Linked DNA regions of Homo sapiens: regions 1, 3 and 4 are each linked to region 2. Evidence: chromatin contacts called from ENCODE Hi-C or POLR2A ChIA-PET data. All regions are on one chromosome and are shown on one strand. The core of a region is the stretch at or near the end of the contact, and the rest is flanking DNA. Distances in the headings are between cores, read along the strand shown. Region 1 holds the start of PHC1 (polyhomeotic homolog 1). Region 2 has its middle 19 kb from the start of CLEC4D. Region 3 holds the start of FAM90A1 (family with sequence similarity 90 member A1). Region 4 holds the start of KLRG1 (killer cell lectin like receptor G1).

Evidence for each region. A loop is a pair of places that touch in the nucleus more often than their neighbours do. ChIA-PET counts read pairs that join two places held with the same protein, here RNA polymerase II (POLR2A). Pooled maps may share reads with other maps.
Region 1: a pooled map shows a loop between it and region 2 (11-fold over the local background). The contact joins the promoter of PHC1 here to the enhancer-like site in region 2. A Hi-C loop is called at or near these places in 6 of 50 pooled maps.
Region 3: a loop to region 2 is called in a pooled map, with 2.9 times the contacts of the local background. The contact joins the promoter of FAM90A1 here to the enhancer-like site in region 2. A Hi-C loop is called at or near these places in 1 of 50 pooled maps. POLR2A ChIA-PET finds 5 or more read pairs at or near these places in 2 of 52 experiments (GM12878 and WTC11).
Region 4: a loop to region 2 is called in a pooled map, with 14 times the contacts of the local background. The contact joins the promoter of KLRG1 here to the enhancer-like site in region 2. A Hi-C loop is called at or near these places in 6 of 37 single-sample maps with no recorded cell type and 9 of 50 pooled maps.

The regions. Positions count from the first base shown.
Region 1 is chr12:8,912,294-8,918,635 of GRCh38, forward strand. PHC1 (polyhomeotic homolog 1) reads left to right here and starts at 2,216. Exons shown (of 15, transcript NM_004426.3): 1 at 2,216-2,534; 2 at 5,337-5,498. The coding sequence starts at 5,385. RefSeq lists silencers at 2,098-2,207, 2,258-2,307, 2,378-2,667.
Region 2 is chr12:8,490,757-8,497,360 of GRCh38, forward strand. No RefSeq gene overlaps it. Among named protein-coding and RNA genes, the nearest start is that of CLEC4D, 19 kb to the right of the region's middle. RefSeq lists an enhancer at 2,320-2,369. Within about 2 kb of position 2,540, at least 3 of the 41 ENCODE cell types and tissues checked have a DNase peak (open chromatin) inside an H3K27ac peak, as active enhancers do.
Region 3 is chr12:8,225,223-8,232,375 of GRCh38, forward strand. It overlaps FAM90A1 (family with sequence similarity 90 member A1), which reads right to left and starts at 2,396. Exons shown (of 7, transcript NM_018088.3): 1 at 2,258-2,396; 2 at 1,050-1,256; 3 at 614-770. It also overlaps the pseudogene ALG1L10P and the pseudogene FAM86FP. RefSeq lists an enhancer at 1,958-2,007.
Region 4 is chr12:8,983,785-8,991,055 of GRCh38, forward strand. KLRG1 (killer cell lectin like receptor G1) reads left to right here and starts at 5,762. Exons shown (of 5, transcript NM_005810.4): 1 at 5,762-5,933. The coding sequence starts at 5,852.

The DNA of each region.
Region 1 (6,342 bases), core at 966-3,465, 420 kb after region 2:
AATGATTTTCTTATGGATGGAGGCTTTCCTATAACTTTACTTTGCTGTTGATATATTTCTTTTTTATACTAAATCTTTTTTGGTGGGAACTGTTTAGACCTATGACCTTAGAACACTGGCCTGACTTGGAGAAAAATGAACTTGAAAAGAATCCTGTGATATATGGAGCACACACCTTTACATATAAAAATTAAACTACTGGCCCATAATCAGTATAGCTCGCCTCATGATAGATTATTCTCAGGCTAAATTTATAACAGGCACTCAACAAAAGTATTCATCGCTTATCCCCTAACATTATCTAGTAGCTATAGGAGCCGGTGACCTAGTAAATAAAAAAAAAAAATCTTTAGGGGTGGAATGTAACTATATGCAGTAGCGGTAATTCTGCTCCATTTGTAAGGAGGGTGAAATGCGATATGGTCATGTACCCTCTTGGTACACAAGTTCCATAGGCTATAGAAAAACAAGTCCATACCCTCTGATATCTGCATTCCTTATTCTTGTTATAGCTTACAAATCTTCTTTAGACACTTAACAGTGATAATTCTCCCAGGGAAACTAAGGAAGCACATGAGTCATGTTTCTTAACTTTAATGTTGTATAATCTGAAAATTATCTATAGATGCTTTTTTTTTCCATTGGTGCTAGAAAATTCCGCCTAGGCTCAATCGATATCCATTTCTAAACTTCTGCAAGAAAGCTTTAACTGCTTTGACATGCCAAAAATCCAGGTGTGAATTAAACAACGAATGCTTTACCTCGTTTTCACCACTAGTTCTACCAGTCAGAATCTTTTCAAATCATCCTCAGCCAGTGCCTGTCATCCACGGCCTGGTAACACACCCTTTCACCTCCTCATACCCCGTGTCTTCGCTTTTCCAGTCCTTTGGCTGCCCTCCGGTTTCTTCCCTCACATACCTGTCTGACTAGTTCCTAGAAGCCTGGCAGAAATTGTTCTCCGATTTTAATCTGGCTGCCACAAATGAAAGACCTTGGAGTCCAAATACTCCTCTCTCAAAGCAAAATCTAAATGGATATAATTTATAAGCAAAGATAACACTTCTGTTTTTTTCTCTATAAACAAACCATGCATGGGCTTTTAAAGGAGAAAAGGAAGAGTGGATTGACAGAGAAAATAACTGTTTAGGATAGAGGTTAGGAAAAGACTGAGAGCAAGAGAAAAGGCATCAATCCCAGTTGTTAATCCACGAGGCATCCCCCAGACCCTTCTGTAAAGGTTAATGAAGGCAGTAAGGCAGTTATCTTTGTTTCGTGCACTGATGCAATCCAAGCTTCCACGGTTTAGCACATAGTAGACGCTCTATAAATATTTATTGAATGTTGAACGATGAGAGAGTAATTAAAAACCGGTAAGTTGATATCATAAATACAACGACAACGGCTCCCCTATCAAATGTTTAGTGTTCCCAGAGACAGCCCCATTGTTCTACATCTCGTTATACTCTGGCCTTTTCCCGTTTTTGTCATTCGAACTCATATACATATTGAAATCGAAGCACACACAAATCCCTGAAATGACAAACTTAAATGCTATCCAAAGGAAGTTACATTAGGTTGCTGCTTTGAAAATGAAGTCAACTCCTAATGGGTTAGCTGTTTCTGCAGCATTCTTTCCCGCCTTCTTGGAGTTGAGGTGAGGGATTAAACAATCAACCTTCTCTCTCCTTTCTCTCATTCTCAAAGTTTTTCTCGCCTTTTCCTTCCTTTCCTTTGCTTCATTTCTTTTCCCAGTCTATCGTTTCTCTAGGGGTCGTTGCTTTGCTCTTTCTCCCTCTCTGTCTGTTGGTCCCTTTGATCCTTTCTTTCTACCCCTTATTCCCAGCAGCTCCAGAAAATACCTTCTTTCTCCCCGTCTCACGTCACTTCCCTCCCTTCTCCCATCTCCCTCTCCTCTCCGAGAGGTGCGTTCCCCACTAGAGGCCAGCACTTTCTTAGTTTCGTCCTTCCAACCGGCGAGCAGAACTCGGAGAGAAAGAAGGGGGTAAAAAAGAGGAGAAAGAGAGCAAGAGAGGAAAAAACCCCTGGGCCTGGAGCGCAGAGGCCCGGGAGCTGCGTCGCCATGGCAACGGGCGCCGGCAGGAAACGAGGGACGCGCGGGAGGGAGGGGGCGGAGGGCGCCGAGGGGAGGCGGAGGGACGGCGGGGGGGGGGTCCGGCTGCCCCGGAAGCACCTCCCCGCAGCCCCCTCCTCCAGCCCGGCCCGCAGCCCCTGGCCTGCGGCCCCCACCTTCTCGGCCGGGCAGGAAGTGACAGGCCCGGAGCGAGCCCCGGAGGCCTGGCTGAGCCGCGGCCGGGCCCGCACCCGGAGCGGCGGGAGGGGCGGGGAGCCGCGGTCGCGCCGGGCGCCTCCCACCCCGCCCTCGGCGCCCCCGCCCCTCCAGGAAGGGGAGGAGGCGAGGGGAGCCCGCCGCGGAGGCCGAGCGAGCCCCCAGCCCAGCCTGGCGACTGGGGACCCCGGCACATGAGGTGGACGCCCCCGGGGAAGACTTGGGTGCACAGCCAGGCGAGAAGGTAACCGGGCGACCGAGGGCCGGGGAGGGGCAGGACCTCTGGGGGCTTGGCTGCGCGGGGATGTATCCTCAGCCACCTCCATCTGTGTAACGCCCCAGGTACCTCCCCCAGTTGCTTTCCCTGCCTACCTCCGGCGCTGAGCTCTGCGGTCCTTCGGCTCTGCCTGTCCGAGTCTTCTGGCTATTCATTCTGCTGCGCTTCATGCTGTCTGTCCGTCACCCTAGCTGCCTCTGACTGCTCATTTTCTTATTCATTTTTCCTTCTCTGACTTTGGTCCTTCCAGCCGAGCATGCTGTCTAGTTATCTCCCTGCTTTCGTGGTCCGCTGGGTTCCTCAGCCTCCAGTTCCTTGACTTCTGCCTCTGCTCTCTGTATGCACATGTCCCAGCTCACTTGGGTCAGTTCATTCCCGGCGCACCACTGGATCCACCCCCTTCCCCCAGTGTATTTGATTTCTCTTTGAAACATCATTTTCATCAAGGTTCTATATAGAACGAGGACCCTTGGGCGTCTACTCCCTGTTCTCTTGATTATTACCGTGTCTTTGGCACAGTCTTCCCTGAACCACCCCCTTCTCCCGTCCCCCTTCCTATGTCCCATCCTTTCTGCATGATAAGAGTTTCGTGCTTAGGGATATTGACTTTCTCCAACTCTCGGCCCAATGCTAAGTCCACCTCAATGTCCCATTCTAACTCCCTTCGGTAGGTCTGTGCGCCTACCCAACCCCATGTATGCCCACATGCTACCTTTTAAGATGACCATGGCTTAGCTACTCTGGGGGCATCTGTGGATCAGCTTCTCACTGTCTTCCAGTTTAATTTGGAAAATTTTGATACCTGGTGCTGCCCAAACTGTTTGTTGTCTCCATTTTTTATATTTAATCTTGTAGTCATAATGTTGATCACAAATGAATACATTTATGTGCCCGGGATCCAGGAATCCTGGTTTTGGTGGCAGTTTCCCTTGATTTTATTGAGACTTTTAAGTTGGTCCCTTTACATTTTTATTTCTAGTTCACAATCCAAAAAAAATTATTAATCAGAATTCAGGTTTGGGAAGACGAGGGGTCATACGGTTTGTATTTTCACATGTGAATGTAGGAATTATGTTCTCTATACCTAGCAAAGGGGTCTCGTGTCTCTGAGTCCAGTGAACTAAATCCAGTAATCTATAAAACTGTGCCGTGCTGCCTCTAATCCTTACCCACTTTTTTTCTTCACATGCTGATAATGAGGATTCATGGGTCTGTATCTGTTTAGTGCTTTGATATTTTGGCAAAAGATGTGGGGAGAAGGTAGACTAGTTGAAGCTGATATGATTTTTCCTATGTACTTTTTGGGTAATATACATGTTTGCAGTGACATTTGCTAGTCCTAAATGAAACTAAAGACTGGGGGGGGATAATAGTGTGATTGGATGATACTGGGAATGAGATAATAAGAAATATCCTCAGCTTTATTGCCAAGGCCAAGCAGTTTGATACTTTGCTTGTTTGTTTGTTTTGGATGCAATCCCTAAGACCAGTCCATTCACCCTAATGAAACTGTTGACAACACTTAGCAGAAATTCTGGTTTGATGTTTATATTCTTAAGCCAGATAATATTTTGGTGACCTGATATTTCTAGTGGCCCAGTGCCTCAGAAGTAGAGAAAATAGTGTGTAGCTTAACAAAAGAGAAAAACAAAAAAAAAGAATGAGTAAAAACCTTATTGTCATTTAGTGCTGCTTTGGAAGAATATTTCTTCTTCTCATCTCCTGCCTCTTTGCTTGGTTCTTAGCAGTGTTTTCATATGTGTCTTTTTGCAAATGTAAGTGTAGTCCCCAGTGGGTAAATTCTGACATGTTAGTAGATTATAAAGTTGCATCTTACTTTCTTGAAGATTTTCATTGTGTGTATTTCTATGTTTCATACTCCGGAGTCATTTCTTAAAATGATATATTACATTCAGTATGAAGCCTCCTTTGCAGTGAGGAAACAGGTATAAGGAAGGAAAGCAACATGCCTGAGGTGTTATTAGTAGCCTGAGCTGGAACCAGGCAGCTATTTGGGCTATGTGGGCTGTAGGTGAGCTCTTCTGCTTCCTAGTTTTATGACCTTCCATGACCCACTGAATGTGTCTGTATCTTAAGGTCCTCCTCCATAAAATGAGGATAACTACTCACTATCATAGTGAATGACACTGCCTTAATTACAGTTTGGTTTGAAGAAGCATGTGTTAGTCCAAAGACTTGATACTTACTAGGGCAACTTCTTTAACCTCAGAAAACCTTATGTCTCAAATTGTAGAATGAGGATAACAGTGTTGACTTTACAGCACTACTATGAGAGAGATACAGCATAGGTGAAGTGCCTAGCCCAGTGAAAGGAGGCAACTAGTGGCTCTCCAGTATATGGTGACTCATTTGGATGATAACGATGCAGATGGAGACAAAAATGAGATAACCAAAACTTTTAAGTGGAAAGATTTTAAACTGTTAAAAAATGCTATGGGAATGTAAGGTAACTTTGGTATTGTAAGGTGCCATCTCACATTCTGGCCGTTTTATTTAATGACAGCCATGAGGGAATACGTAAAGGTTGTTTCTTTTGAGACTGCATAGCTTCAAAAGATGGTAGTATTGGGAAGACATGGTTGCAAGAGTGTATTGAAGATTTGGGAGTTTTAAGATGAGAAATCATGGCTTATGGAAGAGGAGGAAGATTCTTAGATACTTATGGATTTCCTGTGTTTTTGAATAATAACATGAGATAACAGCTTGGGATCAAGATATAAATTTTAACCTTTTACTGCTTCCCTCTAGGTCTTGAGTCAGACAGAGCACCAGCCTTGGGGACCCTGGACCACTATCATGGAGACTGAGAGCGAGCAGAACTCCAATTCCACCAATGGGAGTTCTAGCTCAGGGGGCAGCTCTCGGCCCCAGATAGCTCAAATGTCACTTTATGAACGACAAGCAGTGCAGGTGAGACTCAGCTCTGAGGGGCCATGGTCTGTGAGTCTTGGCTTGTGGTAGGCAGTGATGCTGGAAAATAATTGTACTCAGTTCTTTTTCAACAAACTGGGGAGAGTTGGGTTAGATGATGACTAAGCTGTCTTCCAGCTCTGAGAATCTTAGGAGTTTACAAATGTTTAGGCAAGCAAACAGTGAAATCTGGTCTTTCAAATAAGGATTTAAAAAACACATTCAGTCCATCTAGCTAGATTCTAACTAACCCTTTCTCATACTGGATTGCCAGGTTTTTAATCTTTGGCCATTCTTGTAAATCCCCTTGAGTAATAGAAGTATCATGGAACTCTTTAGAGATTTATTTTTAAACAAACAGCAAATTCCATGTTTTTATTAATTCTGTTAGGAAATGAGGTCTTTTAGCAAATATTTTGGTTACTAGAATAACTATACATATCATAAAAATAGTTCTAATTATTAAAGAATAAGAATACAGTAAAGTCCAGTTAGCACTAAAACCAAACTACTATTTTCATTTCATAAATCTGTATTAGCATACTGATATGTAAAAATGCCAATTAGTTGAATTCGTTGAAAATTTTACGTGAAGGAATCTTTAGAAGCCACTATTTATTTTTTCATTATTTCCAACCCATTAGGGCTGTATTACCTTTACTGTATACCTAAAATATACTTTTACATTTTCTTCTTTTTTTTTTGAGACAAGGTCTAGCTCTGTTGCCCTGGCTGGAGTGCAGTGGTGCGATCAGTGCTCACTGCAGCCTCAGACTCCCAGTTCTCCTATCTTATCCTCCTGACTAGCTGGGACTATAGGCACACTCCACCATGCCCAGCTTTT
Region 2 (6,604 bases), core at 1,290-3,789:
CTCCAGCTTGGGCAACTGATGAAACCTTTTCTCAAAAAAAATTACAAATTAAAAAAGGCAGCATATTGGCTTCTTCAAATAATCCGCTTATTTAATCTGTGATAAGATCAGAATTTAATCACAATGAAATTTTACCTTGTTTTTGATTATTTTAAATTATTTTAAAGTCAACAACTACAAACATACATTTCCTCATGCAAAATTAATACATTTTACAAAAGGCTAAAATTGATTTGCACCTCAACCCTGTTACCATTCCCAGCTACAAATATATAATCAATTTATTTTCTAGTATTTCATATTAATGGTCTGAGAGGCAGTGGGAACTATAGAAGTTCTCAGTCATGCATTCAACTGCTAATGTAATCTGACACTGAAAATTTATTCCAGTGAGTGGGCAAATAATCGTCAATAGTACATATAGGGAGAGGAGAGGTGGGGCAGCAAAAAGGGTGCATCCACCCTCATTTTCCCTATTTCAAGAGTTAAAAGTCATTACTTTCTGGGATTGGTGCAATCTTGACTCACTACATCTTCGACCTTCAAGCAATTCTCCCACCTCAGCTCCTCAAGTAACTGGGACTACAGGCATGCACAACCACACCCAGGTAATTTTTGTATTTGTAAGTAGAAACAGGGTTTCACCATGTTGCCTACGCTGGTCTCAAACTCCTGTCATAAATACTGCCTGTCATAAATCATTCTCTGCTGACCATTTCTCTTGGAATTTATTGGAATTGTAATAAATTAAGGAAATGTATGACCTGGTATCTAGTTAATGCCTAAAACACTTCATGTTATCCTTTGCCCAACTGGCTAATAACAAGGCTGTGATAAGTTTAAGGTAAGGCTTCTCAGTGATCCAACCAGCTTCCCCTTTTATAGTAAGGAATATACTTTGAAAATGTAAATATAACATGTTTATTGAATAGTGAAAACAACTTTCTGTTTTGTAATTTTTGTATGAAACAATCTTTACACATAAACTCCATCTCCAGAGTACTTCCGAAATGTAATGGAGTCTGCTCAATTGTGGGTAGGAAATAACAGCAGATCTTCCAGTGTGTGGAGGGTTTTTCCCCGAACCACTACTGACCATACAATTACATCTCTGGACACAAGCATGACTCTTAATGTTTATGCATGTTCAGTTGTTTCTTATTACTTTTGCTCAACCTATCTAACCTTTTGAGATTTTGACTACTGATTCTGATCATAGGAGATCATTCCACTCCATTGTATGTCATCTCAGAGCTCTGACCAATGTGCCCTGTATCTAAGTAAATGAGCTGGTTGTAATGTGTACACATTTTCTAAGAAAAATTTTTGCATAAGCAGAAACACTGGGATGAAGTAGGAGGTTTGGGGCTATCATTTCCACTTTTTGACAATTTTATTTCCTTTGAGGTTTGTCCCCAGAGAGCTTAGTAACCATGTTTGTAGTTACATGAGTCCATCTTTTGGCTACACTTGCTCTAGGCTATCAAAATTAAATTCTCCCTCACATAGATTCCGAATGAAAGCTGAGAAATATGAGTCCACGATTTGGGGAACCAAATCTTGCTGATGGCAGAGCTCTAGGTTTAAGATCCACAAATGCTTTTGTGTCTGAGATTCCCCAAGCTACATCAACCCTATGCTTGTGGGGCCTGGTTGTTCTGCTCTACGGATTCTGGGAAATGCACAAGCAGCCTTCCTATACATTCATTTTTCATTAGCAGCTTTTAGCAAGCTTCTTTCTTTTCTTTTCTTTTCTTTTTTTTTTTTTTTGAGACAGGATCTCACCGTTGCCCAGGCTGAAGTGAAGCGGCATGACCATGGATCGCAGCACAACCTCCTGGGCTCAGGTGATCCTTTCACCTCAGCCTCCCGAGTAGTTGGAATTACAGGCAAGCACCACTACGCCCAACTAATTTTTTGTATCTTCAGCAGAAATGAGATTTTGCCATGTTTTCCAGGCTGGTCTGGAACTCCTGGGCTCAAACAATTTGCTTACCTGGGCTTCCCAAAGTGCTGAGATTACAGCACTGAGCTACCATGCCTGGCCCACAAGCTTATTTCTATCACTTACAAATGAAAATATAACACAATACACAAATTATCTAAATAACAAGAAGTAGGGAAATGATAACCTGAGATGGATTAGAATGAAATATAAAGTTATAGTGGTTTGGGGAAACGACTGTAACCTTGAAAGGAAAGTTAAGTATGTCCCTGACTATAAAAGAACTAGAGATGTAAATGTGTAATCTGTGTTTCCTAAGGAGTTCATCTCCTACATATATACCCCATCAGTAGCCTGGAAGTATGGATGCTGTCTCACTACTTGAAGACATTTCTTCTATTTAAAATGTCTCTGACTGCAGTCTGCCCTCTAGAATGTGTCAGAAGTACTTTTGGAAAGAAAAATGGATCTTTACTGTAAGTCTAGACATACTCACTTGTAAACATTTCTGAGTTACCCTGGCTGAGAAGCTTATTACCCCAGATCACTATTCTTTACATTTTCCACCCAAAGAGGAAGCTGTGGGTCCCTTTTGAGTCACTGAATTGCTGCTGTGGTTTCCATCTGGCTTGCTGATACCAGTTTCATCACCACGACCCTTGGTATACATCTGTTCCTTCCTCTGCTTCTTACGCAGTCTCCTTTTCTAGTTACTCTAGTCATGAATCCCAACATTTGATTGCTAGATATTTTCTGATGTTTTTAATTTATCTGTTAGTGTTTATTGGTGGTTTTTTAACTCGTAAGATGTCCTTTTTTTCTCAGAGGATTTTAACCTAGAGGTTACCAATATGGGCTTGAGTGTTATGAAGCCTAAATCTGAATTCTGGTTCTGGCATATTCCAGCACTCTTCAGGAGCTCAGGCAAGTTTTTAACTTTTAAAGTGTTGGGTATGTTATTTGTAAAATGGCAGTAATAGCATTTTCCTCATTTTGTGAAAATTAAACAAGTTAATTACCATTCAGGGCTTAGAGCAGTGCCTGACATATCAACATATGTTACCTATCATTGCTTTAGAGGTACATCTTTCATAATGCTCCAAAATTAGAGCTAGCGTCAGCTGGAACTCATCTTTTTACTGGTATATTACTTAGGATACTTGTATTAAGTTGTTTTTTTTTTTTAATCAAGGAAATTCTTTTTTTGTCCTTCTCCATGAATTCTCTGTGAAAACACCAATATTTAAATTAAAAAATGCTCAGAGATTTTCTCTAGCAGACTAAATCTTTGCTATTTTTATTTTTTATACTTTAAGTTCTGGAGTACATGTGCAGGACATGCAGGTTTGTTGCATAGGTAAATGTGTACCACGGTAGTTTGTTGCACCTATCAACCCATCACCTAGGTATTAGCCCAGCACGCATTAGCTCTTTTCCCCAAAGGTCTACCCCCTCCCTATCCTCCCCTGACAGGCCCCAGTAAGTGTTTTTCCCCTCCCTATGTCCATATGTTCTCATTGTTCAACTCCCACTTATGAGTGAGAACATGCGGTGTCTGGTTTTCTGTTACCATGTTAGTTTGCTGACAATGATGGTTTCCAGCTTCATCCATATCCCTGCAAAGAACATGAACCCATTCTTTTTTATGGTTGCATAGTATTCCATGGTGTATATGTGCCACATTTTCTTTATTCAGTCTAACATTGACGGGCATTTGGGTTGGTTCCAAGTCTTTGCTATTGTGAATAGTGCCACAATAAACATACATGTGCATGTGTCTTTATAGCAGAATGATTTATAATCTTTTGAATATATACCCAGTAATGGGATTGTTGGGTCAAATGGTATTTCTTGTTCTAGATCCTTGAGGAATTGCAACACTGTCTTTCACAATGGTTGAACTAATTTACACTCCTACCAACAATGTAAAAGCATTTCTATTTCTCCACATTCTCCCCAGCATCTGTTGTTTCCTGACTTTTTAACAATTGCCATTCTAACTGGTGTGAGATGGTATCTTACTGTGATTTTGATTTGCATTTCTCTAATGACCAGTGATGATGAGCTTTTTTTCATATGTTTTTTGGCCACATAAAAGTCTTCTTTTGAAAAGGGTCTGTTAATATCCTTCACCTACTTTTTGATGGGGTGATTTGTTTTTTTCTTGTAAACTTGTTTAAGTTCCTTGTAGATTCTGGATATTAGCTGTCAGGCCTCTGAGCTTAAGCTAAGCCATCATATCCCCTGTGACCTGCACATATACATCCAGATGGCCTGAAGCAATTGAAGATCCACAAAAGAAGTGAAAATAGCCTTAACTGATGACATTCCACCATTGTGATTTGTTCCTGTCCCACCCTAACTGATACATATATTCTCCCCCGCTCTTAAGAAGGTACTTTGTAATATTCTCCCCAACCTTTAAGAAGGTACTTTGTAATATTCTTCCCCGCCCTTAAGAATGTACTTTGTACACCTATCCCAAACCTATAAGAACTAATGATAATCCCACCACCCTTTGCTGACTTTCTTTTCGGACTCAGCCCACCTGCACCCAGGTGAAATAAACAGCCTTGTTGCTCACACAAAGCCTGTTTGGTGGTCTCTTCACATGGACATGCATGAAATTAGCCCTTTGTCAGATGGATAGATTGCAAAAATTTTCTCCCATTCTGTAGGTTGCCCATTCACTCTGATGATAGTTTCTTTTGCTGTGCAGAAGCTCTTTAGTTTAATTAGATCCCATTTGTCAATTTTGTCTTTTGTTGCCATTGCTTTTGGTGTTTTAGTCATGAAGTCGTTGCCCATGCCTATGTCCTGAATGGTATTGCCTAGGTTTTCTTCTAGGGTTTTTATGGTTTTACGTCTTACATTTAAATCTTTAATCCATCTTGAGTCAATTTTTGTAATAAGCGGGATGGCTGAATAGGAACAGCTCTGGTCTGCAGCTCCCAGTGAGACCAACACAGGTGGGTGATTTCTGCATTTCCAACTGAGGTACCTGGTTCATCTCATTGGAACTGGTTAGACAGTGGATGCAGCCCACAGAGGGTGAGCAGAAGCAGGGTGGGGTGTTGCCTCACCCAGGAAGTGCAAGGAGTCAGGGAACTCCCTCCCCTAGCCAAGGAAAGCCATGAGAGACCCTGCTGTGAGGCATGGTGCTATCCAGCCTAGATACTAAGCTTTTCTCCCACGGTCTTTGCAACCCACAGACCAGGAGATTCCCTGTGATGCCTATACCACACAAGGGCCCTGGGTTTCAAGCACAAAACTGGGTGGCTGTTTGGGCAGACACCGAGCTAGCTGCAGGAGTTTTTTTATCATACCCCAGTGGTGCTTGGAACGCCAGTGAGACGGAGCTGTTCACTCCTCTGGAAAGGGGGCTGAAGCCAGGGAGCCAAGTGGTCTTGCTCAGTGCATCCCACCCTCACAGAGCCCAGCAAGCTAAGATCCACTGGCTTGAAATTATCGCTGCCAGCACAGCAGCCTGAAGTCGACGTGGGACGAGCTTGGTAGGGGGAGGGACTTCCTCCATTACTGAAGCTTGAGTAGGTGGTTTTCCTCTCATAGTGTAAACAAAGCCCCCTGGGAAGTTCGGACTGGGTGGAGCCCACTGCAGCACGGCAAAGCCACTGTAGCCAGACTGCTTCTCTAGATTCCTCCTCTCTGGGCAGGGCATCTCTGAAAGAAAGGCAGCAGCCCCAGTCAGGGGCTTGTAGATAAAACTCCCATCTTCCTGGGACAGAGCATCTGGGGGAAGGGGCGGCTGTGGGTGCAGCTTCACTGTCTTGTTAATAGTGGCTATTTTCATCAATAGAGAGGATCGAGTAAGATGCCTTCATTTAAATTTTCTAAGCCAAGATGAATGTTATTTAAAAGCCAGTTTCAAAATATCTTATGCTTTGTTTTGCTTTATTGGCAATTATTAAAATGAAGCTCATCAGTCTGCAGTGAATAACTGTTGTCCTCCTTCCCACGATGTACATTTCTGCTCCTTTTCCAATCCCTGGGGAGCCTATTTCTTCTTTCTAGAAGATGTACTGAGCCACCCAGTGACGTGTACTATTGACATGCTAATTTGACAATTTTGGCATTGCCTCAATTCATGATTTTCAAACTTTACTCTTGGTTGGCTTTTTGCTTCAAAAAAATTTGACTGAATTTGCCTTCACCACTACCATCAAGGACTTTCTGGTCTCATTTACATGATTTCAGTTTAAGAACATTTGAGCTAGAAAACTATTTTCTTGTACCGTAATAACAAAATGACGTGACTACTCATACAGTACCGAACCTACACTGGCGTGGCCCAAATTCCTTAAAATAATTTACATAAGTTTATTTTTATAACCCCTTTCATTGAAGATGGGGCAGAGAAAGGCCACAATTATGTCCTTAGGGGTTATAAACTCTTGACATATAATGCCAATGGTCGGAGGGCAGGGGACAAACACATTAAAGATCCAACAAAAGATCTAAATAATGAATCACAGACACAACCCGTAAGACCACTTTATTAGGAATCTGTTTCCAAAGCATCCATATCTGTCAGTCACTCCCTTTACTCCAGCCTCTTCTGGCTGTATTCACCAATATCGTCTTTTTGCAAACTCAGCTTTGCTGTTTAACCTGAGAACTCAAAAAGGACATCAGTTCCTC
Region 3 (7,153 bases), core at 1,146-3,645, 270 kb before region 2:
TCTCCCTTGACCGACAGAATGATCGAAGCCACAGGGCATGGCGTGTGTCACCCTTTGGCAGGTCTGTTTGAAATCTGGGATAAGGGATGCCTCCTGTCACAACTTGAATCGCTACTCTTGCCGTTTCATTAGGCAACTTCCAAACACAAATTCATAGAGAGAAGTTATCTTCCTCTCTACCACACTAGCAGGTGATGGTCTTTCCTGTTCTATCTTTTTGGCTTTAGCTCCAGCCCCTCTTTATTTATTTTTCTGGTATTTTACGCATGCCACACGAATTCATCTAAACGAACGGTGAACAAGTGCCATATCGTATCAATGTCTTACACGGCTGAAGGGCAAACCACCCTTTTTTCCAAAGTCCTTTTTCCATTTACCCACCAATTCAGCATGCTGCAGTACATTTCTTTTCGCATTCCCACCTTGGTCTTATCCCACACATGGAGACGGAAATGCTTTCTCGTTTTCTGTTCCAAGAATTACTAGTAACGAGAGCACACCCTACCGCATCAGCAAGCCCCAGTGTGATCGCTTTCTTTCGGCCTCCTTTGTCTCTTTTCCCCCCCACCCCTCAGGGATTGCGTGAAACAAACAACTGTTCAGTGAAACTAACCTGAAATTACACGTCTACTTTCTTTCCCCGGCTGGCGCTGAGATGGGCAGGTGCTGGAGCAGCCCCGCTGGAAGCGATGCAGCATCCAGGAAGACGGAGGAAGGGGCAGAGAGGGACCTCTGCTTTCCAGGCTGCCTTTTATACTGCCTCTGGTCACCTGACGTGGAACGTACCCTAACCTAATCAGTTACATGTAGGTTAATTACAATTAACTTAATCCAATTACATGACTCGGAAAGGTCTATCTGCACAGCCCACTCTAAGATCATGTCCACTGCTGACAGACATTCTAAAACCTACGTGTACAGCTGCAAGCTTTGAAGAATAGATGTTCCCCGTCAGATATGTAACACTGGTGCCTGTACCCCTGTCTTCTTTTCCATCTTTTTTGTTTTTGTGTTTTGTTTTGTTTTAAAAAATGTGGTAAAATAGACACCTTTTAATTGGACCATATTTACTCTATCTCGACGTAGGCCTCCGTGTCATCATGGAGATTCTCCTTGACATGCAGTCACGGCCATGATCCATCTTCAGAGCTTCTCTTTCTTCCCCACGGTAGGTCTGTCAGCAGAGAACCCTGACCACACACTCATGTGTTTTCTCCTCCAGAATGCGCTTGGAAACCACCGTGAATTGGAGCGCACTGGGAAACACAGATGAAGAAAGTCAACACCGCTTTGTCCTTCAGTGCCTGGCTCCCTTTTCAGCTGGTCTTGAGACTCCAGGCATTGGAGTCCAGGGAGGGGCACGCCGCCTTTACCTTGTGCTTCCCACGATCTTGTCTCCTTAATCCCCACTGCAGCTCTCTGCCATAGGGTCTTATACTGCTTTACATGTGGGAAACTGAAGCTCAGAGGGTTTCACAGCAGGGCAGGGAGCCCAGATGTGAATCTGTACATACCAAGCTTTCTAATTTTTCAGTAGTTTCCAAGCATCTTTTTTTTTTTCTTGTTTCTTCATTGATGTCTTTTTTTTTTTTTTTTTTTTTTTTTGAGACACAGTCTCTGTCGCCCAGGCTGGGGTGCAGTGGTGTGATCTCAGCTCACTGCAACCTCCGCGTCTCACAGTCAAGCAATTCTCATGCCTCAGCCTCCCGAGTAGCTGGGACTACAGGTGCCCACTACACCCAGCTTATTTTGGTATTTTTAGTAGAAACAGGGTTTCACCATGTTGGCCAGGCTGGTCTTGAACTCCTGACCTCAGGTGATCCACCTGCCTTGGCCTCCCAATATGCTGGAATTATTGATATGAGCCATTGTGCCCGGTCATGTCATTGTTGCCTTAACCAAGCCTCTTTTAATTTTTCAAACGGAAGAGCCCCTGTCCCTCAGTTACTGCTGCTGAGCCCTTTCAAGATGACTCAGTGAGGAGGGGGAAAAGCAGAAGCGGTGTGGGAAGAGGCGGGGTCTGGGCCAGCTGCTGGTCCTGCTCTCCTCCCTCCTTTGGCCTCTAGGCTCCCAGGAGTGGTTTGGAACCTGCGCCGTGTGCTCTGGGGGCTGTGGCAGGGCAGGGGCGGCTTGGAACCTGCGCCATGTGATCTGGGGGCTGTGTCAGGGCAGCGGGAGTCCTCGTGTCCCCTGCGCACAACACAGACAGAAGGCTGGGTCCACCCAGTGGGCGGTCGGGTGCCAGGCCAGTGCTTACCCCGCCATGTTTTCAAGCCCGAGGCCAGCTGGCTGCAGGTGCAGGGCTATGCGTCAGGGGTCAGGGTGCACACATCCCTGCAGGTCTCGGGGCTCCTGGGTTGCTTCTGGAAGGGCCCGGATGGGGCCTGACTGGAGCTGCCGAGGGGTGGAGCTTCTGGGAAAAGGATCCCTCCTAGGGGGAGTGTCTTGGGCCTGGGGCCACGTGGCACGGAGAGAGACGGGTCCATGGCAGTGTCTGCTTTTCTCTGTGAAGGCAAAGGGCCTCTGAGGGAGTATTACAGCCGCCTCATCCACCAGAAGCATTTCCAGCACATCCAGGTCTGCACCCCCTGGCTGGAGGGCCGAGGACTACCCCCGCTTCTAGGTGAGAGGCCAGCAGGAGGCTCAGGGAGGACGCGGGGCCTTAAGCAGGGGGAACAGGGGTGGGCAGGATGTACTTTTTTCAGAAAAGGTGGCTCTGGAGGCCACTTGGGGACAGGACCTGGGCTCTAGCTGAACTCCCGGGAGGAGGCTACTTCCTGGTGTGCCAGCCCCTCCCTGCCAGGTGGCCCCAGAGGCCCTTTACCAAGGGGTTTGAGGAGGCCACGTCCTTTCAGTCTGCCACGCCCTCCATTCAGTCCTCTTCCTTCCTGCAGGAGGGCTGGGCCTGGGGTTGGGGCCACTGTTGCCCAGGTGTGGGAGGGCAGTGGCTTTGGGAGGTACAGGGACGATGTGTCAAACAGCGTCGCCTCTCCCAGTGCGATGGTTCTCCTTTGCCTCCGTCTCTTTCCGCGTTGATTTCTCCAAGTGGGGAGTCGTGGCTTGGTCCTGATGCGTCTCTAGAGCCGCATCTTCCAGCTTCGAGTGAGCAGAGCAGTTGGAGTCTGAGGGCCTTTTCCTGGCAGGATTCTCCAGCTAGTCTTTGTTTTAGACAGTCTTGCTCCGTTGCCTAGGCTGGAGTGCACGATCTCAGTTCATGCAACCTCCGCCTCCTGGGTTCAAGCGATTCACCCACCTCAGCCTCCCAAGTAGATTACAGGATTACAGGAGCCCGCCACAACACCTGGCTTATTTTTGTATTTTTAGCAGAGACAGGGTTTCACCATGTTGGCCAGGCTGGTCTTGAACTCCTGACCTCAAGTGATCCTCTCGCCTTGGCCTCCCTAAGTGCTGAGATTCCAGGCCTGACCCATCATGCCTAGCCCCAGCTAGTCTTTAGAAATGTTAAGCTATTTGGCTTTATTTTCACACTGACAGCTGGTTTGTGGTGGGTGTGATGTGGTTTATTATTATTATTATTATTATTATTATTATTTTGAGACGGAGTTTCGCTCTTGTTATTATTATTATTATTATTATTATTATTATTATTATTATTATTTTGAGACGGAGTTTCGCTCTTGTAGCCCAGGCTGGAGTGCAATGGCGCGATCTTGGCTCACTGCAACCTCTGCCTTCCCGGGTTCAAGCGATTCTCCTGCCTCAGCCTCCTGAGTAGCTGGGATTACAGGCACCTGCCACGAATTAGCTTCGCTAATTTTGTATTTTTTTTTAGTAGAGATGGGGTTTCACCATGTTGGCCGGGCTGGTCTTGAACTCCTGACCTCAGGTGATCCACCCGCCTTGGCCTCCCAAAATGCTGGGATTACAGGCGGGAGGTGAACCTGGGAGGTGAAGGTTGCAGGGAGCTGAGATTGTGCCACTGCACTCCAGCCTGGGTGACAGAGTGACACTCTGTCTCAAAACAAAACAAAACAACAACAACAAAAAACAAATTGTGGCTATGTAGAAAAAGTGTCAACTTACATTTTCAGATGTCCCACCCAGGCCGTGTGGCTGCTTGGCCACCTTAAGCCACTTGTGCTTGGGGTTGTCGGGGACCTTATCCAATTTTCACTCCCCTCGGGGGAAGTTGTCTCACTGTGCTGGGAGGATTTGTGTTCCCAGGGCAGAGACCAGCGCTCTGACCCACCCCTCTTGCCTAGCAGGGTTAGTGGACCTGGGTGTCTCTCTGGACACATCCTCCAGTGGCCTGGACCTGCCCATGAAGGTGGTGGACATGTTCAGGTGCTGTTTGCCTGCGTGTGCCGTGAACTTCAAGTGGTAGGAGCAGAACCCCAATCTTTCTGGGGATAGCTTCACAGATCCACCACTGAGGGGGAAGCAGTGCAGAGTGAGCTGCCCACAGTGAGGCCCTGCCCCTCGGTCAGTCCAGCACACACTGGAGGCCACGAGGAGGAGCCCTGCGGTTGCTGTGGCTGGGCTGAGCCTCACTGAAGTAGTTGCTTCCATTTAGAGCTCATGTTATATTTAGGTTGGTACAAAAGTAATCACGGTTTTTGCCATTAAAAATGGCAATTACTTTTGCACCAACCCAATATGAAAAAAAAAAGTACCTTAAATACAAGAACTCCACTCGGGGCTTTTGCTCCTAGAGTAGAATTGGCGGGAATTGCCTGCAGGCTTACATGGTTTTCTTTGTTTTTCTCTCCCACCATGTCCCTTTTGGCCAAGCTCACGTGCTGGGTTTGAACGAGTTAAATGAGTGTCATGCTGTGGCCTCACTGCACCCAGCATAGACGGGTGTTTGGAAGGGCGGCGTTAGAGGAGATTCTAGAAGCAGTAGCCCCAGCACAAGTTGAGCCCTTGGCCCCTGCTCAGGAGCCAGCTCCTGGATGGGATTCAGGGATGCGAGCCCCTCATGTGAGCTGAGCTCAGGGAATGTCGGGATCAAATCTGGTGTCCTAGAAAAGTCATCTTTTATGTGCTGAACCAGTCCCCAGGGGGTTGCCTTTACTTGTTCCATGGCCATGGAATTAAGAAAAACATGCAAAAATAATTCTTCAGTCCTTGAAGAGCATCCAGCACAGAAGGTACAAACCTTCCTTAAGGCTCTCTCCTCAAATCGATTTGGTCATTTTGATGTGCACCCCCCCCAGGCCTTTATACCCTTCAGATGCCAAATCTAAGAACCAGCTCCCAGAAACCACACCCCCTGTTCCAACCCCCAGCCTGGCTTGAGCGTGGGGTGGGTGGGAGCCCAGCTGGGCACCCCAGGGGTCTGGTGTCTTCCCCAGGCAGCTCTCAGGCTCCCTTGGTTCTCTCTGCAGTTTACATGAGCTGGTGAAACATAAAGAAAATGGCCTGGTCTTTGAGGACTCAGAGGAACTGGCAGCTCAGCTGCAGGTAGCCATGTCTGCCACCACGCCAGGGTGGACAGGGTTCTGGAGACTGACATCGAGCCACGCTCCCTGATCCCTGCTTCACACAGCCAGGGTGGGACCATGCAGGGTCTGGTGGAAAAGCTAGGGAGGGAGCAGAAGTCACAGAGGCTTCCTACTCTGCTGTCCTGTTTCGGTACAGTAGGCTCGGGAAAATTAGGACACACCCCCACCTGCCCTCTGGATTTATGGAGCTGAGACTCCACAAATGATGCTGGAGCCGGGTGGGCCGGGCTGCAGTTTAGGAAGTGATCAGGATCAGGTAGGTGCGTGGGCAGAGGGAACTTCTGGGATCAGCCTTGAAAGATGGGTGGAATTCTGCAAAGGTTACTTGTTTCTTATTGCAAAAAGTAATACACCATTCTTGTCAACAGAATGATTGGGAGGATTTTCAGTAAAGGTCCAGGTCAGAAGTCATTTAGACAGGGTCCCCCAGTCTCTGTCAGAACCATGGTACTCTGTTGTGGTGTGAAAGTAGCCACAGATCATCTGTAGATTAAGGGGTGTGGCTTTGTTCCAATAAAGCTTTATTTACAAACACAGGCTGTGGGCTGGCTTTGGCCTGCAGGCTGTAGTTTGTGATCCTTGATTCAGACAGTTTAGCAAGGCTGAAAAGAACACACACACCCGTTTGTTACCCACAGATGGGTGGGACTGTGTTGGCCAGAGGCCGAGAGGAGGGTGCTCACAGGGGAACGTACAGCATGTAGAGGCCGGAAGGTGCTCCAGGGCACCAAGTGTGGGAAAGTGGGACATACGGGGAAGTTTCCAGAAAGCATGATGTCACGTTGGAGGCGGAGCGCTGCTGGGTTGTGAAGGGTCTCAAGTCCAAGTGAGGGAGTTAGGGACTTGGGAGGGGTTGTTGTTGGGTCGGGGACCTGGGGTCAGCCAGGTGGTGACCTGGGATGAGATGGGGACAGGCAATGAGGTAAGCTCTGCTCTTTAGCATTTTGCAGATGCTTTTCTCAAACTCTCCTGATCCTGCAGGCAAGCTAAACCAGTTCCAGAAGAACCTGCGGGAGTCGCAGCAGCTCTGATGGGATGAGAGCTGGGTGCAGACTATGCTCCCTTTGGTTATGGACACATAACTCCTGGGCCAGAGGCTAAAACCCCAGGGCCCCTGCTGTCCTTCCCGCAGCTTCTTCTTGGAGTCTCAGGGCAAACCCTTTCGAGCAGCGCCTCCCAGTGGCCAGAAGCTGAAATGACGGCAGTGGTGCCACCTGGTGAATGACCCGGGAAGCTGTGGTGGGCCCTGATTTCTTCTTTGGAGTCTCTGAAACGCTTCCTGTCTTCTTCTGTTCTTCACGCCCCATGCCCCTGCTAGCGTATTACTGTTCTGTGACTTCCCTGTGACCTCTGCAGTACTCCTCATCCTGCATTTGGTATCCAGGTGTCACCTGTCTGCCGTGTTCCTAACACTTTGATTCCTGTCTTGAAAAAAGCACCTGCTGCACCATAAGCCCTGGGATGTGGCAGCTGCAGCGGGCTTGGCTTTCTGAGGAACCAAGTGTGTCCACGTTGGGGGAACGTCATACTTGATACACACGTTTTTATTTGCACAAAGAAAATGCTATTTTTGGAGCCAGAATTTTCATGTCTGATTTATGGTGCTTTTCTTAAGAACCAGAACTACTGGCAGAAAGGCGGCACCCACACGCTTAGACAGCTGATATCTTATTAGAGGGCAGTTTGTG
Region 4 (7,271 bases), core at 4,512-7,011, 500 kb after region 2:
TTCCCATTATTAATGTGTTATTTATTTTCCTCTGGCTGTTTTCAGTATTTTCTTTTTATCTTTGGTTTTTATTAGTTTTAGATTATGTTCTTAGGAGTGATTTTCCTTCTGTTTATCTTGATGCGGATTCAGTGAGTTTCTTATACCTGTAGGTTGTATCCCAAATTTGGGGAATATTTGATCATTACTTTTTCAAATTCCTTTCCGATTTCATTATATGTCCCCTTTATTTTGGGGGACTACAGTTTCACTTTTGTTATACTATTTGGCATTGTTCATAGGTCACTGAGGTTCTGTTCATTTTTTTCTCCCATTTTTTCCCTCTATTCTTCATATTGGATTATTTTTAGCAATCTGTCTTCATGTTTACTGACCTTTTTATCTGCCCTCTTCTATTTGCTATTAATCTCATTCAGCTATTATTATTATTATTATTGAGATGGAGTCTCGCTCTGTCACCTAGGCTGGAGTGCCGTAGTGCAATCTCAGTTCACTGCAACCTCTGCCTCCTGGGTTCAAGTGATTCTCCTGCCTCAGCCTCCTGAGCAGCTGGGACTATAGGCATGTGCCGCCAGGCCAGGCTAATGTTTTATATTTTTAGTAGAGACAGGGTTTCACCATGTTGGCCAGGCTAATATTTTATGTTTTTAGTAGAGACAGGGTTTCACCATGTTGGCCAGGCTGGTCTTGAACTCCTGACCTCAAATTATCCACCTGCCCCCGCCTCCCAAAATGCTGGATTACAGCTGTGAGCCACCGTGCCTGGCCCTCATTCAGTTATTTTTAAAAATTATGAATGCTGTTCTGTTCTGGAATAGTCACTTGATTCTTTTTGGTAGTTTCTACTTCTCTGAGATTCTTCAAATTTTTATTCATTATGACTATATTTTCTTCTAAGTCTTTGAACGTATTTATGCAGATATTAAAGTCCTTGTTTGCTAGTTCCAGCATCTATGTTACATAAGTTTCTTTTCTACTTACTGACTTTTCTTTGATCCATGGCCCATATATTCTTATTTCTTTGGATTCTAATAATATTTTATTGTATGCTAGATATTAAATGTGATGCATTATGGCTAATCTGTGTTATGTATCCTCTTTTTTGAAGAAAAGTTTTATTGGGGAATAATTTCAGATTTACAGAAATGTTTTTAAGATAGCACAGAACATTTCTTTATACCTTTCACCCCATTTCCCCTAATGTTAGCATCTTAAAAAATCATGGCACATTTCTCAAATGTAAGAAATGAATATTGCTACATTGTTTGAATTTTACCAGTTTTCCACTAATGCTCTTTTTGCTGTTCCAAGATCCAATCCAGGATACCACATTACATCTAGTTGTTATATTTATTGTTTTCCTCTGGTCTATGACAGTTTCTCAGTGTTTTTTTTTTTTCGTGAACTTGATATATTTTAAGAGTATTGGTCAGATATTTAGTAGAGTACCACTCAATTTAGAATTATCTGATTTTTTTTTTGCATGTTTACATTGGATGTGTAGGGGAAAACTTTCTTCAGCTGTGTTTTTCTTCTGCTTTCACACCAGCACTACCACAATTATCAACACAGAAGAAGACTTGTGTGACCAAATGTGGTAGGGGTGTTCCCCACATACCAATTAGCAGACACCAACTGGGTATCCTCTAATTCAATTCCGACATTATCTACCTGGAGATAGTGTTAGATCTTACATTTCAGGGATTCAATATGCAAGATCACCCCCTACACCCACAGACACCAGTCACAAGTCTGGGCCTCTGGAACATCTGACCAATAAGCTTCAAGTTGGGATTTCCACAACTTCCCCTTTGAGTTCAGTTAATTTGCTGGAGCAGCTCACAGAACTCAGGGAAACCCTTATGTTTATCAGTTTATTATAAAGTATATTACAAAAGATACAGATGAAGAGAACTGTAGGGCAGGGTATGGGGAAAGGGGTGTGGAGCTTCCATGCCCTCTCTGGGAAGGCTGCTCTCCAGGAATCTCCACAGGTTCAGTCATCTGGAAGCATTCTGACACAGTTCTCTTGGGTTTTTATGGAAGCTTCAGGACATCAGCATTCTTGCTGCTGACCCCCTCCCCTTGTCACCCCAGTAAAGGGCAGGACCCTCTCTGGGGAAGGTTTTAAGACCCACAATCAGAAAGGCAGGGGAAAATTAGAGTCCTGCCTTGAGGCAGATGAAAGGAGGGCAGAAGAAGGCCAGAGGCCTTCCCCTTGGGGCCTGACACACTCAACATTATAAGAAAGGACTGTAACAGGGACCATAGGAGTTAGGAGCCAGAAACTGTGGATGAAAACCAATATATACATATGTATAATACCACCCTGGGGTTATGGATTTTGGGGAACAAACCTTACTGGTTAGGTGCTTTTATCATTGCATCATATTAGGGGGTACATGATATCAACAAGACTCATCACTGGTGGTTCACGCAGTGAACCCTGTTCATGTGGTTGAGGTGGTATTTGCCAAGATTCTTTAATGAATAGTTACTATTTCCTTTTATCCATAGTGTACTCTTTGGAAGTGAGTCTCTTATCCCTGACTACCCTCAAAGGGAGGAGAGTTAAATTCCACATCCTGAATGGGGAGTATCTACATATATTATTTGGTATTTTCTGTAAGCAAGATTTGTCACTTCTCACCTATTTATTTATTTAAATCAGTATGGATTTATATAGTTTTTCCCCTTGTGTTATAATTCAACACTGTCATTTATTTTGTTGTTCATATTGTTCCATTGGGAGCTTTTCCAGGTTGGTTTCTGTGTCCTGATATGCTCCCATCTTTTTTTTTTTAACTTGCTTATTTTTTAACATTAAAAGACTGGAAGATCCTCCAAGCTTATTTTGTACTTTCCCTGTCCTGGCCCTAGAATTAGCCATTTCTTCAAAGAGCCCCTGATTCCTATGTTGCCTTCTGATGTGGTTTGGATCTGCATCCCCACCCAAATCTGACGTTGAATTGTAATCTCCAGTGTTGGAGATGGGGCCTGGTGGGAGGTGATTGGATCACGCGGATGGTTTTTCATGAATGGTTTAGTACCATACCCCTAGAGCTGTTCTCCTGATAGAGTTCCTCACAAGACCTGGTTGTTTAAAAGTGTGTAACACCTCCCCGCGTCTCTCTTGCTCCTGCTCTGGCCATGTAAGACATTTCCCTTTGCCTTCCACCATGACTAAGTTTCCTGAGGCCTGCCCAGAAGCAGATGCCACTATGCTTCCTGTACATCTTGCAGAACTGTGAGCCAATTAAACCTCTTTTCTTTATCAATTATTTGGCCTCAGGTATTTCTTTATAGCAGTGCAAGAATGGACTAATACACCTTCCTTTTTTTAAAAAATGATCTTAATTATTTTAAAGCATACAATTCAGTAGTGTTAAGTATTATTATGGACTGAATGTTTGTCTCCCCCAGATTCACATATTGAAGCCCTAATCCTCAGTGTGACTGTATTTGGAGATGGAGTGTTTAAGGAAGTAATTAAGGTTAAATCAGGTTACAAGGGTGGGGCCCTGATCTGATAGGATTAATGTTCTTGTAAGAAGAGAGACCAGAGCCCTCTCTCTTTCTTCCCTTGTGCACACACTGAGGAAAAGCCACTTGAGGATATAGTGAGAAGTCTGCAACCCACAGGGGAAGCACTCTCCAAACACCAACTCTGCTGGCATCTTGATCTTAGACTTTCAGTCTGTGGAATGATGAAAATATAAATAAATTTCTGTTGTTTAAGTCACCTAGTCTATGGTATTTTGTTGTGATAGTCCAAGCAAGTGAATACAAGAATATTCACATTGTTGTGTACCGTATCTCCAGAACTTAATCACACTGCAAAACTGAAACCCTGTACCCATTAAGCAACTTCCTTTTCTTTTTCCCTCCAAACTTCTTTCAGTAACCATTCTTCTTTCTTTGTCTATGGGTTTGACTACTTTAGATTCCTCATATAAGTGGAATCACACAGTATTTGTCATTTTGTGATCAGTTCATTTCACTTAGTATAATGTTTTCAAGGTTCATCAGTGTTATAAAGTATGACAGGATTTCCTTTCTAAGACTAATATTCCATTGTATGTGTAGACCACATTTTGTTTGTTTTGCCTTCATATTAAGGGCGTGAAAATTTGTTCTCAGAGGCAGCTAAACTATTGATGACTCTTTTTGGCAATGTTAAGTTTTGCTCTGTTTTTGGTTGGTGCTACTAAGCAATGCATCACCTCTGTCCTTTCTGTTCAGCTCTTGGCCCTGCAGGAACTATCTCAGCTTGGACTTGCAGAGTTTTGTCCTATGTCTGCGCAGCCTAGAACTTGGCCACAGACATACAGTGAATTCCTACAGTCTTAAGGGTGCCTCTCTCTTGTGAATTATCCTGCCCTGCAAATTCCAGCCATTTAAGCAGCTCAAAACTCCAATATCTGCCTCCTCATTTTAGTAAGACTGCTGTTCTGTTTAGGATTCATTTTTGTGCTCTGTACTAGAAAGTGGTCCTAGATAGAAAGCTAGGGTGATCATTGCACTCACCTTTGTATTCTCTCAAGGATCACAATGCTGCCTGTGTGTTCCTGAAAATAGCTGCCTTGTGTGTCTTGCCATGTGTTGTATTTTGATTGGAGAGTAAGTCTAATGCCATTCTGTCATGGCTGGAAGCAGAAATATATTTGTTTTTATTAATATAAAACAAATTAATATAAAGCACTCCCTGTTTCTCTTCTTTTATCCTTATGCAGTCTATCTTGATGATCTTATCCACTCTTAAGAGTTTCAATACTCTTTCTGTTTCCTTACTTTAACTTTTGTTTTTTTTAGACGGAGTTTCACTCTTGTTGCCCAGGCTAGATAGAGTACAATGGTGCAGTCTCGGCTCGCTGCAACCTCCGCCTCCCGGTTTCAAGCCATTCTCCTGCCTCAGCCTCCTGAGCAGCTGAGATTACAGCCCCCACCACCACACCCAGCTAATTTTTTTGTATTTTTAGTAGAGACGGGGTTTCACCATGTTGGCCAGGCTGGTCTTGAATTCCTGACCTCAGGTGATCCACCCTCCTTGGCCTCCCAAAGTGCTGGGATTACAGGCGTGAGCCACCACACCTGGCCTACTCTAACTTTTTATTAACTTTTCACCTACTAAAAACAAATTACTAAGATGTTAGAATGTATTTGTTTACTTTGCTCTTCTTTTTAGTTATCTTTGCATGAAGTATAATAATAAAAAAAATAAGACAACAAAGAGAAAAAATATAATGGAATTTCTGATACTGTGAAGGGTAAAGACCATCACACAATTTGGACAAGGTTTTGGGGAAGATGTGGTCATGTCATATTCACAAAATATATCTGGGTAATAGTCTATTTCTCCCGTGATTCCAGGCATATGCACCCAACAGTCCATTTCGTTATTGCTTATCACTGCCCAAAAGTTCCAAGAAATGATGAAGTCAGTCTCATTTGGCATACATCTACTTTTTCAGAAGGAAACAAAGCAGAGAAAAAATTCCGAGAGAAATTCATAGCTAGTAACCACTCTCACTTTTATTTTAGTTTCCATAACTGAAATTGCTGGACTTGAGAGCAATTTTTCCTTGCTCAACAGAATTAGGTGAGATGGGGAATCAATTTAATATATATTTAGTGAGCATCTACAGTGTCATGGGGCAAAAAAATAGCAACTTACAATATTAATTTCTATAGGCAGCCCCCAAATTTGAATCATTTCCTGAAAAATTACTTCTGCTTTTGTGAAGTTTCCTGCTAGCAGTTTAGAGATTGGGCTGTTTCCTCACTGATACATATCCCTTCACACTTCTATAATTTAACTCTCTCAACTGCATGTGAAAGATCTTAGCTGAAGATGACTGACAGTGTTATTTATTCCATGTTAGAGTTGCCTACGGCAACCCAAGCCCAGAATGACTATGGACCACAGCAAAAATGTGAGTTAACCAAGGTAGCATGGAAGACGATGCATAGCAACAGTAGGCTATGGATGAATGGGGAGTAGAATAAGTTTAAAGCAGAGGGTGCAGAAGAATTGAGGATAATTTGAGGAAATACTTTTGGTTCAGTTTAAAGTCCAGAGTTGGAATATGAAAAGTTGGTGTATGGTACAGGATCTGATCTTAGGTCTCAGGTAAACTCTTTTCTAACTGTTCACTTCTTTGATCGCATCTTAGAAACCCAACTTAGGGCATTGCCGTTATTCCTTCTTGCTCTTAGCTAAAGCGGGAACTTTGTTGGGAGAATTTTATCTCTTTAGTTATATTCGGAGTAACCTTGGACCAGCTGTTTAAATTCTAGGTATGGCTGTTTTTCTGACTATGGAATGAGGAGGACACCAATAGTTTTGCTGGTGGATACGAGTAAGATTTTTGTCAGGAAAGAAACTGATTTACATATCTAGTTTTGTTTTTTTTTTTTAACTTCACAGTGTTGCACTAGAATGGTGACAGGGAAGAAAAAGTATCAAGAAACTACAGATAATAGTCTCTGTGACTGAGGATTTGAAGGCAAAAGAGCCATTTTTACATAGAGCCCTGAGAGAATATTATCTGAGACAGACAGGTAATAGTGTAAATGCCAAAATTAATCCTTGATTTTGTATCGTAGGCAGTGAACTCCCACAAGGTGTATTCTTTAGGGTAGTTCCCTAAGCTTTCTCTCTTTTTACTACATAGTTTTACTATTATAATTTTTAATGTCTTTTGAGAGTGTTGCCTTAATTTGCTAAATCATTCTAGTATACTTGGGATATTTAGACCTATTTCTATTACCATAAATTATATAGCATTGGATATCTTTATTTGTGTAACCTTTTCCTATTTTTGAATTGTATCTATGTTAATTTCTAAGGAATAGAAATATTACGTTAGAAGTAATGCATATCTCAAAGTATATGTTCAAGGTCACACACACAACTGGTGATAAATTGGAACCTAGTTGGAACTATTTAGAGGCTTTCAATATATACTTAAAGTAAATTTTAAAAATTTACTTTACTTCTTGAATTGGCTTGTGGTTACACAAATTCAATTATGGTTTGATACCTTTTTAAAATTTAGCATAACATAAAAATGAACATTTGTGTATTTCATTAAATGTTCTCCTGTGATGCAAATGTATTTTTAAAAGTTTTTCTAGAAATCTTAATGCTTTTGGATTCATCAGTCCAAATATTTATTATGCAGAATTCTCTATTTATGAAGGCATCTCTCATTATGAATTTTTTTCTTTAAGAAGTTCAGAATACTCCATAGATACACACATATATAGAA